Linked DNA regions of Homo sapiens: region 1 is linked to region 2. The links are chromatin loops, found by intact Hi-C in ENCODE. Cell type or tissue: PC-9. All regions are shown on one strand.

Region 1 (8,000 bases), 210 kb after region 2:
TGCATAGCCTGCACTGAACGGTACAGCGGATCTCTGTCCTCATCTTATGGTGAGAAAATTTAAAACGCCACTATGAAGATTATCTGTTTGACATGATTCAGAACTGTGAACATCATTCATTTGGCTCTTCCCTTATATGACAAGTCTTCCTAAGTTTTTCTTAGTTTCTAAGGACATTAAGAATGTCCTAAGAGTGTTTCATAGTTCTGAGACTTAGACCTAAGATTATAATAGAGTTATGACCAAGAGTATAAGATCAGTTGTAACTCCTTCTATCTGTGTCCTTCTGTTTCCAGAATATTCCTCCCCACCGGAAGCTTGGGTAGCCTCACTCACTGCTGTTGGCACCACACCTTCTGTAAGAATAACAAGGTGGTGTGCTGAGGAGGCAGTGAGATACCACAGGACACATGAGAAATTCATCCAGGTTGGGCTCAAAATAAGCCCTTCCTGGCCAGGCGTGGTGGCTCACACCTGTAATCCCAGCACTTTGGGAGGCCGAGGCAGGTGGATCACCTGAGGTCAGGAGTTTAAGACCAGCCTGGCCAACATGACGAAACCCCGTCTCTACTCAAAATACAAAAATTAGCCAGGTGTGGTGGGCACCTGTAATCCCAGCTACTTGGGAGACTGAGGCAGGAGAATCGCTTAAACCCAGGAGACGGAGGTTACAGTGAGCTGAGATCGTGCCACTGCGCTCCAGCCTGGGCGACACTGCGAGACTCCATCTCAAATTAAATTAAATTAAATTAAATTAAATTAAATTAAATTAAGTTAAATTAAAATTTTAAAAAAGCCCTTCCTAGCAGAGAAGATGGTAGCAGCATTTACTGGAGAAAATTGGACAATCTGCCCCTTCCTTTCTGAAAGCAGCTTTTTAGAGGGTGGACAGTTGTTGCTGCACAGAGGTTGCTCATCCTTATTACTGCTGCTGTGTACCTTTCTCTGTGTTCTGGAACTCTTCACTCAACAGTCTTTACCAGAGGCCCTATTCTAGGGGCTGCGGATGCCATGAACAAGACAGGCAAAGTCCTGTCCTTGGTAAGCAGACATTGTAGTTGGGGAGACAGTGCACAAGTGGATAGTGGATATGCTCCAAAAGAAAAGACAGTGGGATAGGAAGGAGACAGCAGTGATGATTCTAGAGAGATGCTCAGGAAAGCCCATCTGGGCTTTCTGTAAACCAGGAAGATTTCATATTTGAGCTGAGATCTGAAATAAGTGAGCCATGTGGGAAGGTCTAGGGGCAGAGAGAACAGCAAGTGTGGAGCCCTGGAGGGGACTGAGCCTAGTGCTCGTGAGGAACAGGAGCACTGCCAGGGTAGCCAGGGGGAGTGCAGGAGGTGGGTGGGCAGGTGGGCAAGAAAGGCCATCGCAATAATGAGGTGTTCTCCACGGCAAAGCAAATATTATAAGACAGTCTCTGAAAACATGCTGATGGCCAAAAATTTGGATAATCAGTAATAAAATAAATGATAAGTGCCACACTGTAACTAAACTGCAATGAAATTTCCCTCTAAATGCATCTGGAATTTAGCTTCCCCAAACCAAGGCATTTTCTGGAAAATGTTATTAATTCACTCAAGTATGTTTTCAGCACATAGAATATGCTTAGCACCTACTAATGGATGGACATATAGTGTGTGGAGTTCATAGTATAGCAAGAAAGAAGCACGGCAAAGTTCAAATAAATCTGGATTTGTGAATCATGGTGAGTGTCATGGAGAAAGATATCAGGGGGATGGGAGCGAAGATAACAGGAGAGGTTGGGAGGAACATGCCTTGAACAGATTGCCAGCCTCCTGTCTGGGGAAGTTGCATCTGAGCTGAGACCTGAACATGAGAGGTGCGGTGGGAAGACAAGCCAGCTTCCAGAGAGTGGGAACATGTGTCGAGGCCTGCACTGAGCTAGCGGCTGGAGTGGAGTGAATAAGGAGAGAGAAGCAATAGGAGGGGAGGGAGCTGGGCTTCTCAGCCTTGGCACTGCTGATATTTTGGGCTGGACGATTATTTGTCGAGGGCTGTCCCGTGCATTGTAGGATGTTAAGCAGCATCCCTGGCCTGTATCGCTAGATGCCAGTAACACCTTCCTTTGCTCCATCCCAAGCTGTGACTACCAAAAAAGGCCCCAGACATTGCCAAATGTCCCCCGGGGGGCAAGAGAAGCACTGGGTTAGAGGCTCAGGCAAGGCCAGGACAAGCAGAGCCTTGAAGGCCATGATAAGGCACTTTATTCTGAGTCTGATGGTGTTATAGAGGAAAGTTATGCTCCCCAAAATTCATATGTTGAAGGCCTAACCACCACTGTGATGGTATCAGGAGGTGGGGCCTTTGGGAGGTGATTAGGTCTTGAGGGTAGAGCCCTCATGAATGGGAATTAGTGGCCTTATAAGAAAATACAGGAGAGAGTTTGCTTCCTCTCTCCCTGCTTTCTGCCATGTGAGGATACAAATCAGATAGATATCTGTAAACCAGGAAGCTGGCCCTCACCAAGTTCCACACCTGCCAGTGCCTCCATCTTGGACTTCCTGGCCTGCAAAGCTGTGAGAAACAGGTGTTTGTTGTTTAAGCCACTGAGCCTATGGCAATTTGTTAGAGCAGCCTGATGTGACTAAGACAAATGGAAAGCCATGGAAAATTCCAAGTAAGGGAAATACGTGATCCCAATTACACCATAGGTAATTGAACCATGTATTATTATCTTTGAAAGTTCTCTTTCAAGAGTATTGAACCATCAGGGTCACTACTATTTTGACTAGAACCTGTCAGTTCCAGTTTACCTTCAGCTTGTGTCTCCCTGCATCCAAATCTTGTGTTAGGTTCACTCCCTGGAGTAACTTCTGCTGGTTCAGACAACCACCACCACTGACGTTGTTTTAAGCAGGCCACTGGGGAAGAGCATGGACTGAAACACACTTTGCCTATCTGAAACGTGGGGATCTTATCCATCTGAAAGAGCTGTTGCAAGAATAAATGAAAAAAGTGCCTGGCACAGCATCTGGACATACTGGCACTCTGTAAGTCTTAGAAGGAGGTAGAACAAAATACTGTGGCAGACACAGAGGTGTGCCCCTCAGATCTCTTTTCAAGAAAAAATTTTGCTGCTCAACTGCCAAGAATGCAGTGAGCTGGCAGCCTCTGCTGTTACTACCTCCAGAATCTGCCACTTTTTAGCTAAGGTCATGTTCTTCCTGGAGGGGAACCAGGGCCTGGATATTTCTGCAAAATGCAGGACTCCTCTAACAGGCACTATTGCTCCAGAGCTCTCTGTTGGGTGGGTGGAGACTCAGATCTGCAACGTTGTCTGAGCTTTTCCACCCAACACCGCCTCTCCAGTCTCTTTCATTTTTCGTGGCATTACTTCCCACTAAGCCTCTTGCACTAACTCTGTCTCAGATCTGCTTCCCGGAGGACCCAGCTGATGCATCTCTCTATTTACTTTGCCCCCTGCCTACAACTTTCTTCTTTTTCTGTGCTTCAGATTGCAGAGTTTTCAGGAAACTCTTACAACCTTCCTCCTCTGTGTTCCCACAAAATTTTGTTTATACCTTTATTATAGAGAAGGAGAAGGGAACAGTACTTATTGAACACCTGTTGTAGGCCAAGAGCTGTACTGAGGAAATTTTGTTTATATATCCACACTCACTCTTGAGTTTTCATACTAGCCTGGGAGGTAGAGTTTATCATTCTTATATTGTAGATGAAAACTCAGAGTTGCAGTGGTCTGTATTGCAGAACAATATTTCATTTCAGTCTGATAAAGGACGCTGCTATTTATTTTCATTAGACTACTAAGCATTTAATGTACTTGATTGTACTTTATCTGATTGCATGTCTACTTTTGGGGAGTGGAAATGCCTTATTTGTTTTTATAAACAATGACCGAACCCGGTTCTATGTAATATACATGTAGTGAATGCTTACTGAATGAGTGAATGAATTATGGCTAGATTGGACTTGGACTTACTCTTCTTCTATGTGAAAAGGTGCATTTTGAATAATTGCTAAAATGCATGATAATGAGACTACCACAGGCCCGGATATAGCAGAGCTGCCCAGTTGCTGTTAAATGCTGGGATTAGATAAAATCAAAACCGCAGGATTCTATAGAGGCAGTAATGGGATTTGCAACTAGAATGTTTCAGATTTTAAAAAACTGTCACTTATGATGAGGAAAACAAGGCCAGGTCAGCTGGGCCTGAGGCCAAATGGAGAAGGAGGTCAGGTTTAAGGATGAAAATGGCAGACCTAGTCGATTTGCAGAAAGCAAGGGATCCTTACAGCTTATCGGGGAGTGAAACGTAAATATTAGATGTAAGTCTAGGGAAGGACCTTCTGGGTCTGCTACAACAGATGGAGGTCGGGGGAGGTTGGGGGAGTAGGGGCATGGTAACTGCAGGGGCTGGATCATGGTGGGCGCAGGATGCAGGTGTTAAGTCCGCTGCAGGAAATTCTTGTTTTTTGGTTTTTGTTTTTTTCTGAATGAACACATAGCTCAGCATATTATCGTTATTTTTGGCTCCTAAGTTTGAGACATCTGAACTAAATCAATTGCTGACAGCTACACTCCCACTGCAGTGTTTCACGGCTTGCCCCCCATTTTGTTAGCCTGAAAATTTGGGGAGTTGCAATAGAATAGATAATATCTGAGATTATTTCCAAGGAGAAAATTTCATGATTCTCAACCCCCTCGAGGGCTGGTGGGGGATGAAGGAGCAGCCATAACGGGGCAGGATCAGGGGAGTTCAGACATACGTGGCTGACGTGATCCCGAAGAATAGCCACCACCTTCCCCTGGACTGTTGAGATGCCTGTGAAAATTTGCAACACAGATCCAAATAAACAGTGCCATCTAGTGGCAACTCTCTTGAACTCATCCATCCATTTATCCACCAGCCATCCATTTAATATTTGCAACATGTCTACTATGTGCCCGCTACTATTTAACAGTAACAAGAGAGATTCTGAAGTCTCTTCCCTAGTGAAACATTCTAACCAGGGACAGACAAGTCCCAAGCCCCATAGCGGTAGTGTAGACCTCATTAATTGACAGTTCAGATGTTTCAAACTTGGAGGCCAAAATTAAATATAATACACAAAGCTACTTGTTCCCTTTTTTAAGTGAAAATTATCTTTTAATGTAGAAAAGATGAATCCAGGAGTTCCAAAATTAGCCTGGGCAACATAGATTCCATTTCAAAGAAAGAGAAAAAAAGTAAACAGGGGCCGGGCGCGGTGGCTCACCCCTGTAATCCCAGCACTTTGGGAGGCCGAGGCGGGCGGATCACGAGGTCAGGAGATCGAGACCACGGTGAAACCCCGTCTCTACTAAAAATACAAAAAAAATTAGCCGGCTGCGGTGGCGGGCGCCTGTAGTCCCAGCTACTCGGGAGGCTGAGGCCAGAGAATGGTGTGAACCCGGGAGGCGGGGCTTGCAGTGAGCCGAGATCGCGCCACGGCACTCCAGCCTGGGTGACAGAACGAGACTCCGTCTCAAAAAAAAAAAAAAAAAAAAAAAGTAAACAGGAGGTTTTTAAACTCTTTTATTCTCATAGTCTGACTCCATTTTTGATGTTTGCTGACAGTTTTCAAGCCCCCCCTCCCCCTCCGCCAACTTCCTTCTCCTTGCCCCACCTCTGGGCGGGGTGATAAGAAATCCTGAGTGCTTCCTCCTTTGGCACTGAAAGTGAGTTCAAACCATGCAAGCCTTGGCCAAGTAAGAACCCTACCCTCTAATCACAAGTAAAAGCAGAGTCAGTCTCCTTTCCCTGCTCTCTCAAGCCATGCTTGGACCTGCTTGGGAGCCACCTGTTCTCCCCAGAAAGACTCCATCATGTGATTAATAAAATTAATAACTCCCCTTTTTTTTTTTTTTTGAGACAGAGTCTCGCCCTGTCGCCCAGGCTGGAGTGCAATGGCGCGATCTCGGCTCACTGCAACTTCTGCCTCCCGGGTTCAAGCACTTCTCCTGCCTCAGCCTCCCAAGTAGCTGGGATTACAGGTGCCCACCACCTTGCCCGGCTAATTTTTTATATTTTTAGTAGAGATGGGGTTTCACTATGTTGGCCAGGCTGGTCTCCAACACCTGACCTCAGGCGATCCACCGGCCTTGGCCTCCCAAAGTGCTGGGATTACAGGCATGAGCCACCATGTCCGGCCCATAATTGCTATTCTTACATACGATAATGGAGGTAGTCCTATCTGTTTGCATGCCATTTCCAAATTGTTTGTCTCACCCTTCATAAGGATCACGGCCAAAACTCTTATAACAAAAGACAGATTAGCAAGAGAAAAGCATAACAAATTTATTTAATCAAAGTATTTTGTGATGACACAGGAGCCTTCAGAAATGAAGACCCAAAGACCCAGAAAAAACTTTCTATTTTTATTCTTAGGTTTGATGAAGAATGGACAACCACGTAGAAATGTGATTGGATGAAAGTCAGAGACTGGGGAGCGAAACCCAGCAAGTCCTGTCCGTTCAGATTCTTCTTGGCCTCTCTGTGCAGCATTCTTTCCTCTCTGGTATGAGGCAGCACCCCTCCTGAATGAGGGTGTTCAAGGGAGAAGGGAGAGAGTAACCTTTCTAGATGTTATGGCTCACTTTGCAGGGAGAGGGATTCTAATTTCTATGACCCAAAGTTGGGAAGAGGAATTATGGTTCTATGACTCACTTCAGGGAAGGAAGGTGGATGGGAAACAGACAGGTGGGAGAAGGTCAGAGAAAGACTTTGCTTCTTTGTTTTGGGGAGTTTTTTGTTTGTTTTTGAGACAGGGTCTGGCTCTGTCTCCCAGGCTGGAGCTCAGTGGTGCGATGAGGGCTTACTGCAGCCTCAGCCTCTTGGGCTCAAGAGATCCTTCGAGAGCCTCAGCCTCCCAAGTAGCTGGGACTACAGGCATGTGCCACCCCATTCAGCTATTTTTAAAAATTTTTGTAGAGATGTGGTCTTCCTATGTTCCTCAGTCTGGTCTTGAACTCCTAGGCTCAAGCGATCCTTCTCCCTCGGCCTCCCAAAGTGCTGGGATTACAGGCGTGAGCCCCTGAGACTTTGCTCCTTAAACTGCCTCTGAGGCTTTCCAATCTCCTTTAGTTCAAACTACTCAGAATACAAAAATTAGCTGGGTGTGGTGGTGGGCACCTGTAACACCAGCTACTCGGGAGGCCAAGGCAGGAGAATCACTTGAACCTGGGAGGTGGACGTTGCAGTAAGCCGAGATCACACCACTGCACTTCAGCCTGGGCGACAGAGTGAGACTCCATCTCAAAAAAACAAACAAAAAAAATCAAAGTACTCAGGAGGCCAAAGTGCCATATTTGGGGTATTGTTTCCTGAGCCCCAAGAGATGCATTCTCAAGAACATTAGAAGGTGAAAAAGAACTCCCATTCCTCATCTCTCCCCATGCCAGAATTTTCTCAGATCGTCTTCCCCTCACTCCACTCTCCAAGATACCAGAACAAAATAGGTTGCCAAAATACAAACTGCCTTTAATTCCATTTTACTAAAAATACAACCAACAAATATCATATTAAACAATTTGAATAAGTCAAAATGCAGTGACAAATATTTTAAATACATATGTTCAGAAAAAAAATACCTTGTGTGGCTTTTTCTTCTTTAATTTACTTTTCTCTATTTGCAAATAGAGAAAGTGTCAACCCAATCCCCTTGGAATAGATTTTTTACTATAAAAACTGGCCATCTTAGCTTCCATTCTGTTTTGTCTTTCTTATAGTCTGGGCCCTAGATTTTTCAAGCCAAATAATAGATAGTAAAGGAACATGCAGAACTGAATAGAAATCCTAACGGCTGTGCCAGCTTCATTGGCATCTTTCTGGCTATTTAGCTCCATATTCCTGGAGTTCAGAACAGCCCAAGTCTTGCTATTTAAAGGTCCACTGACCCTCTTAGGAAGATTGGGTCCCGTTGGCAGTTTTTTTTTTTTTTTTTTTTTTTTTTTTTTTGAGACAGAGTCTTGCTCTGTTGCCCAGGCTGGAGTA
Region 2 (8,000 bases):
TTTCCTTATATGTGTTTTTATAATGGACAGGAATTTATTTTGTAATAATAACACCATAAAATATTTTTCAAAAGCACATAAAAAATAATTATCACAAAGTTTCTTTAGGCAAAAAGTTTCCTTAATAAGGAAGAGAAAGTTAGAAACAGGATATCTCATCTGAAAAATGAAGTGTGACTGTTAGGAAGAAACAATAACACAAGTTACCATGGAATAAAAGTGTCTTTTAAAAATGTTTGTATTAAAAAGGAACCAGCTATTTATCATTGCAGAGTTAATAATTTAGTGAAGAAATTATAGCTATTCCAGGTTTAGTTTTATTAGGCTGAAAGAAATCATTTTTAATAACACATCACCGTTGTAGAACTTCTTTTCTTCAACTTCATGTCTTCTGGAATGTTCTTGACAATAATTAAACTATATTTAACCACACATAGCAATGCACTTCATGTGACTATAGATGAACAAACTAAGCCATTGCTAGGGCTTGAATGTTTGTCTCTTCCCAAACTCATGTTGAAACTTAAACGTCATTCTAACAGTATTAAGAGGTGGAAGCTTTAAGAAGTGACAAAGCTGTGGGGGCTCTGTCCTCATGAGTGGATTAATGCCATTATTGCAGGAGGGAGTTTGTTATCATGGGAATTATAAAAAAACAAGTTTGGCTCACTCTCTCGTTCTCTCTCGCTCGCTCTCTCTCTCTCTCCCTCCCTCTTGCTTTCCACCATAGAATGATACAGCAAGAAAGTCCTCACCGGATGCCAGTCCCTTGATTTTGAGCTTCCCATCCTCCAGACTCTGCAGATGTCAATTTTTGTTCTTTATATATTACCCAGTCTGTGGTATCTTGTTATAGCAGCACAAAACAGACTAAGACAGCCACTGAAAAGGCCAACTCATTTTCTCCTGGTGTTTAGATAGGATGGCATAGACTACTAGATGCCTACTCAAACATTCATTCTCCACTTCTTTTTTTTTTTTTTTTTTTTTGGAGAGCCCCAATTTTTAGCTAAGAATATTGCCATTGTAAATCAAAGACCATTTCTCAAACTTTCTTAACAGCAAGTATACAGGAATGTGATGTGGGATATCTAGGAAAGCTTAAAGGGACTCTGTTGGTCTTATGCTTTTCTGCTTTTCTTACATTTTGCAGCCTGAAAAGCTAGCAAATTTTATTTCTCTTTTATCTAACAGTCCAGCAGTGCACAGACCTGGGCGGGTGCGGGAGCTCTCCTCAATATGAGGCTCCCAAGCTTGCTCTGCTTGTCTCTGATTTCCAGCCAGCAGTCAGAAATATAGAGAGAAATGAAATTCTATTTTTTAAGCCACTGCATATCTACATCCCCTTGTCAAGAAGCTTAGCTCATTCTCTACTGATGTTAGTCCTCAAAGGACTGCATGGAGCAGGGGCCACTGCTGGTATGAAACTCCGGCACAGAGCTCTTCTGTAAAAGTGAAATGAACTATCTTTTCTTTAAATCATTAGGTTCTGGGGTCTGTAGCCTATTCTAAATAATGCATATAGCAAATAGATCAGGCACACCTATCTTGCACCAGCAGGAAGAAGGCTATGAAATCTGAACAGCCTTCTACAAGCACATATTTCTAACACTTGCAAAAAGTAGAGAATAATGAGTAAAGGACAATAGACAAAGAATTGCTCACAGAAAATGGAACAAGTTCTAACCAAGAATGTATTCCATTGCCAGGGCAAGGAGTCTGTTTTTCTGCCCATTAGAATTTCGCCATTGTTATAAACCACTGAGTCCTGCTCATTTCCCATTTCCCAATTTTCCATTTGTGAAAGAGAGATTTTATTGCAGATATACCATTCTACAACATCATTACATACTGGATGTAGGTGTGGGAGGCAAGAGCCACCCTGTCACTTGATGGAGAGGACAGCACATCACCCAGAGATCCTGGACTTGGAGATGGATGCAGCACCCAGACAGGACTTTGGGTTGTTGGTATGTGGTGATTACGCTCCACTGCTGAGAAAAAATGGTGAGCCTGGCTACATGGAGGGCCAAAGGAGTGGGCTGTGATGGATCACTATTTTCTCCAGTATCCATTCTCCTCTTCCTTTCAAAAATAGAAACACCAAGTTTTAGTTAAATACATGGCCAAGAGCTACAGACCAGAATTCCCCAGCCTCACTGGTCTCTTCCTCCAACCAAGTCTAGGCCAACAGAATGTAAGCAGACGTGAGGTGTGCAACTCCTGTGTTGCCTCTGTAAAAATGAAGCATCTGCTGGATGCAGTGGCTCATGCCTGTAATCCAAGCACTTTGGGAGGCCAAGGCAGGTAGATCACCTGAGGTCAGGAGTTTGAGACGAGACTGACCAACATGGCAAAACCCCGTCTCTACTAAAAAGACAAAAATTAGCCAGGCATGGTGGCAGGCGCCTGTAATCCCAGCTACTTGGGAGGCTGAGGCAGGAGGATGGCTTGAACCTGGGAGGCGGAGGTTGCAGTGAGCCAAGATCATGCTGTTGCACTACAGCCCACCAGCCTAGGCAACAAGAATGAAACTTCATCTCAAAAAAAAAAAAAAAAAAAAGCATTGTCCCCAGGACATTCTCATTCCTCCTTCCCAGCCCCTGGAAAATGGCAGCTGCTGGACAACTAGGAAAGCCTTAAATAAGTTGAAATTTTAATTTACAGCCAATAGTTCAGGTACACAGGCTGGTACCAAACTGTAAAGGAATGCTGAACAATAAGGATAATGTACTAACTCTGTAATCTGTCTCTGTCCATTCCATTTTAAAATTCTGAGATATCCTCTTTTTGTTACGAACATAGCCTTTCTTTTGTAAAATGATGGTAATAATAGGCCATAGATTATTTTTGATGTTCTTGCTTTACAAAATAAGTGTCAGCATCCCAGTTTTTAAAAAATGATATTAATCCATGAAATCCAAAAATCTGGGAACCATCACAATAGGATACAGTGACAAGGAAGTCTTTAGGTACAGAACTTACAAGATCAAATATATTCTCTAGGAAGTCAACTAAAACGTCAGTCTAGTGAGTTATGAATTCTACTATCCATAATCCTGTCAGAAAATGGTGGGAGAGCAGCGCTAGCAAAGACTATAAAAACTATTTACTAAGATAGCAAAGTACCATTAAAGAGAAATTCCTCCTTTCATGTGATTTTCTTCACTATTATTTACAAGTCTGTTTACAACATATTTTTAGAAGACATAATTAATATTCAGATATTTCATCAACAATGAAGTCCTTATAAGTAAATCCAGAGAATTACAATTTGTTCTGAGAACCACACAGGGAATGTGATTTCACTATCATTCTTAGTCATTCAACAAGCATTCATTGAGCCAGGAACTTGGGGAATGAAGAAGGATACAAAGATAAAAAAAAAACACATAGATCCTGCCTTCAAGAATATCAAAGTCTGATGAATAACATGGCTATGTAAAAAATAACTATAACACATTTTGGCTGGGCGCAGTGTCTCACACCTGTAATCGCCGCACTTTGGGAGGCCAAGTGGGGGGGGGGCGGGTGAATCATTTGCGGTCAGGAGTTCGAGACCAGCCTGGCCAACATGGCAAAACCCCAACTCTACTAAAAATACAAAAATTAGCCAGGCGTGGTGGGGCACACCTGTAATCACAGATACTTGGGAGGCTGAGGCAGGAGAATTGCTTGAACCCAGGAGGCGGAAGTTGTAGTGAGCCGAGATTGCACCACCACTGCACTCCAGCCTGGGTGACAGAACAAGACTCCGTCTCAAAAAAAAAAAAAAACTATAATACATTTTCAGAGTTATAATAGATGATATACAATGTGAGAGGGAGAAAGTCCTAACACTGGGATTCTATAAGTTGATTTTTTGTTTGTTTGTTTGTTTGTTTGTTTGTTTTTTGAGACGGAGTTTCACTCTTGTTGCCCAGGCTGGAGTGCAATGGCGCGATCTCAGCTCACTGCAACCTCTGCCTCCCGGGTTCAAGCTATTCTCCTGCTTCAGCCTCCGGAGTAAGCTGGGATTACAGGCACGTGCCACCACACCCAGCTAATTTTGTATTTTTAGTAGAGGCGGGGTTTCTCCGTGTTAGTCAGGCTGGTCTGAAACTCCCAACCTCAGGTGATACGCCCACCTCAGCTTCCCAAAGTGCTGGGATTACAGGCGTGAGCCACCGCGCCCGGCGTGGGATTCTGTAAGTTGTTTTCGTGAGTTTCTAAGCTACATTCTATCAATTCTAGCATGCCGCACACAGGTCCAAAACTCCAGTTTGACATAAAGTGTTTGGGATAAGCAGAATCTTTCTAACAGGCTTGAGGACCTCCCCCCCCACCACCACAGCCTGGAAATACTTTATTTTCTTGTGAGATAGCCTAAGACTCTTCTTGCCTAATCTTTCTTCCTTCAGATTCCAGACCTGCATCAGAGTCTGAAAGCTCTCCCTACCTAGTCCACTCCTTCACCCGTTATCCTTCACAGGTGTTTCCCCAAAAACCTCTTTTATGTCGAATCCGATCCTCTTGGTATCAGCTTTTAGAGAACTTGAATTAACAGAAGGAGTGTCCAGTTATCGAACATTGCATAAAAAGAACCCTAAACCGTAGCTCAAAACAACAATCATTTTATTATGTCTCATGATTTGGTAGGCCAGGAGTTCAGGCAAGGCTGCCCTAGGTGATCCTTTTGTTCTGTGGGGCCGATGGGCTGGTTGGGAGGGGCTGGGATGGCTTCAATCACACGTCTGCTGCGTTGCTGGAGATAATTGGAAATCTGGGCTCAGCTGGGACTGTCAACCATACTGCCTGCTCATGGCATCTTCTCCACCATGGAGGCTGTATGACTTTTAAGATCTAGCCATAGAAGTCATATAACCTCACTTCTGCCATACTCTTCTGATAAAAGTAATCAGAAACACAACCAGAGTTAAAATGAGGCAATATACACCTCCTCCTTGAAGCCGGGAATGCCAAAGAATTTGCTGTTATGTTTCTAAATCGCCACATGAGGGCACCCTTTCTCTTATGAAACCACTAAGTTTCATCAACTTCAGGAGACTATCATTCAAACCAGAAGAGATGTATTAATTCTAACCAAAAGAATACTTGCTACCACAAAAATGCTGTATGGATCAGCAAACATACGTTCTAGTTTATACCCTCTTTTGTCATTACAGTTCAATTGTCAATGCCCCAATCAACAAAAAGGGAATTCAGATCTAGTGCTTTACACTCCAGATGACGTGAATCTAAAGACCATGACCCTGGTGACCACATTAGTTTCTTTAACGGTAAAGTCTGTATTTCCTACAAGTATAGAAGGCTGTCATGAAACGTAAACCCTGGCCACTGACTCTGATCATTTTTGGTGTGCGAAACTGTTACTCCTTTGGTTACTAGCAAGCATACAGAGGAGAGTAAATTGCACCTGAGCCTAACCTCCGACTAAGGGGCTGCTGTGACCTACTGTTGCCTTTTGGAACTTTAACTGGGGAGGTAAAAAACATGGAGTTATGATTACCAAAGGATAATGAGTTAAACTTCAAAGGAATAACTCAGTCTTATATCCCTGTCATCTTTTGCTGAGGCATCTTCATAAAGACTAAGCACGTTACGACCATGCAGCAGTGACTTTCCTTGGTTACAAAGCAAGAGTGGATTTGCCATCCTAGTCGTTGATAATGGTGAACATCAAGTTTGTTTTGTGTGCACGCATATGTGCTAAACATTCACTTGAAAGATACCTTGAGAACTACTTTGGCATAATACAAATGCATTTGACAGGCTTTTTTGTCTTGCCTCTCAAATTAGCAAATTTCCCTAGCCCTGAATAAAACCAAGCAACTACAGTATATAGAAAAATTTAGGAACCCTAAATAATGGATTGAAATTCTATTCAAACTTAACACCTAATTGTACTTTTTTAGTTATCAGTAACTAGACTATGTCATTCAGGGATCAATCTACCTCAAAGTAAATAGATTAAAATATCTTAATCTAAGAAATCATTCAGTTATAAAAGATATGATTAACCTAGCACTTTTTTTTCAAGTTTTTCCTCCTCTACCATAATTTTGATATGAAAAGTGGAGTTCTTGGCAGAAAAAGCAGAGTCTATGTCTGAATCATTCAGAGAAACAATGGTTAGCACAGTTTAGCACATAAAAGTTGTCCAACAAATATTTGTTGAAGCCAGGCGCTGTGACTCACGCCTGTAATTCCAGCACTTTGGTCAAGGTGGGTGGATCACTTAAAACCGGGAGTTTGAGACCAGCCTGGCCAACATAGCGAAACCCCATCTCTACTAAAAATACAAAAAATTAACTGGGTGTGGTGATGCACACCGGCGACAGAGTGAGACTCTGCCTCAAAAAATAAATAAATAAAATAAAATATTTGTTGAATGATCGGTTGAATGAATGAATGGATAAGTGGTATTTATTTGTGTTAACTTACTCAGTTAGGATTTTCATTTACACAGCTTCCAGAAGGTAGTGGTAGAAATTAAAAATAATAGGTAAGATAGAGGCTAATTTAAATTTGAAATAGCTATATGGTGTCTATTCAGCTTGTTAACGATTAATACTTAGATGTTAATTATAATTTACTTAGGACAGATTTCCTTTGAACTTCATTTCTTACGTGTCCATATCAGACAATTAGGTCTTTTTAGGTAAACCCCGATATTCTGGTTATCTTAATAACCATTACATCACCAACAATGATTAAAAGGTATTACCTTAATTACTTTCAGGCAAGGAATTTATCCACTTTGTTCAGCAGCAAGAAGGGCACATGACACAGAGTAAGCACCCGTTAAATACCTGTTGAATAAGGCACTTAATTATTAAACTCCATTTCTCAATGTGAGTACATAACAAAGAATGTGCAGCCATCCCTAATCCACCCTACATACCTACATTCTGATCACTACAGCAACCCTGAAAAGTAGGTATTATTTTATTCATTTCATAAATTAGGAAATTCTCACGGCTGGGATGTGACAGCACTTGCATTTGAAGCTATATTTGTATGTTTCCAAAGTCTTTTTAATTGCCTCCCCAGGCGCAGTGGCTCACGCCTGTAATCCCAACACTTTGGGAAGCCGAGGTGGGTGGATCACCTGAGGTCAGGAGTTCGAGACCAGCCTTACCAACATGGTGAAGCCCCATCTTTATTAAAAAAGAAAAAAAATACTAAAATAAATTAGCCTAAAAAATTAGGTGGTGGCAGGTGACTCTAATCCCAGCTACTCGGGAGGCTGAGGCAGGAGAATTGCTTGAACCCAGGAGGTGGAGGTTGCAGTGAGCCAAGATCGTGCCACTGCACTCCAGCCTGGGCAACAGAGCCAGATTCTGTCCCGAAAAAATAAAATAATAATAATAATTGCCTCTCCGATAAGATAATCTTAAGGACATATACATATAGAAAACAAAAACAAACAACAATTACTGGATATCTGACTTTGTGTCTGGACTTAGTCATTTGCCTCGTGATTGTCCCTGATAGCCATGTTCAGGGACAATCTATTTTCATATAGAATCATCCATCAGGGCCCCGTACTGCCTTTTGGCTCCAAATTCTGCCTCTTGGGGTTTTCCTATTAATTGTTGTCAACACAAAGACCAGACCACCATTCCCTATTCAGCCTGGGTTTCCTGTCTTTTCACAAACCAATCATTCAGCCACCAACAAATAACCAGTCCTTGGTTCTTTTTTTAGTAGAGACGAAACCACACTCGGCTAGTCCTTGGTTCTTTGAAGAAAGACTATGCTTACCTGAAATAACAACACAGAATTGAGCTCTAGGCAAATTTGTCCTCATAACCCAATCACTTTCTCTGATGTGTCCTCAGAAAATGCAAAATATTTTAATACTGGCCTGATGATCATAATTCTTCTCTACTCCAAAATCCTAAAGATATTCTATGTTTTATTTTTAGTTGTTGAGACAGGGTCTTGCTCTGTCACCCAGTCTGGAGTGCAGTGCAGCCTCACTGTTGCCTCAACTT

Evidence for each region. Peaks named below come from ENCODE experiments on the same cell type or tissue, not always from the same donor. Only the 100,000 strongest peaks of a DNase experiment are listed, where the experiment ranks them.
Region 1: it touches region 2 in a loop (7-fold over the local background); 77 of 110 quality-filtered maps call a loop at or near these places.

What each region holds. Positions count from the first base shown.
Region 1 is chr11:102,284,985-102,292,984 of GRCh38, reverse strand. No RefSeq gene overlaps it. Among named protein-coding and RNA genes, the nearest start is that of BIRC3, 28 kb to the left of the region's middle. In PC-9, CTCF peaks have their summits at 4,671 and 4,874 (motif pointing left); a DNase peak (open chromatin) is centred at 4,844.
Region 2 is chr11:102,492,592-102,500,591 of GRCh38, reverse strand. LOC102723838 (a long non-coding RNA gene) reads right to left here. Exons shown (of 3, transcript NR_135076.1): 2 at 6,728-6,812; 3 at 1,791-2,085. Among named protein-coding and RNA genes, the nearest start is that of MMP7, 34 kb to the left of the region's middle. In PC-9, CTCF peaks have their summits at 4,797 and 4,999 (motif pointing right); DNase peaks (open chromatin) are centred at 5,001, 6,161 and 6,871; H3K27ac peaks cover 462 bases.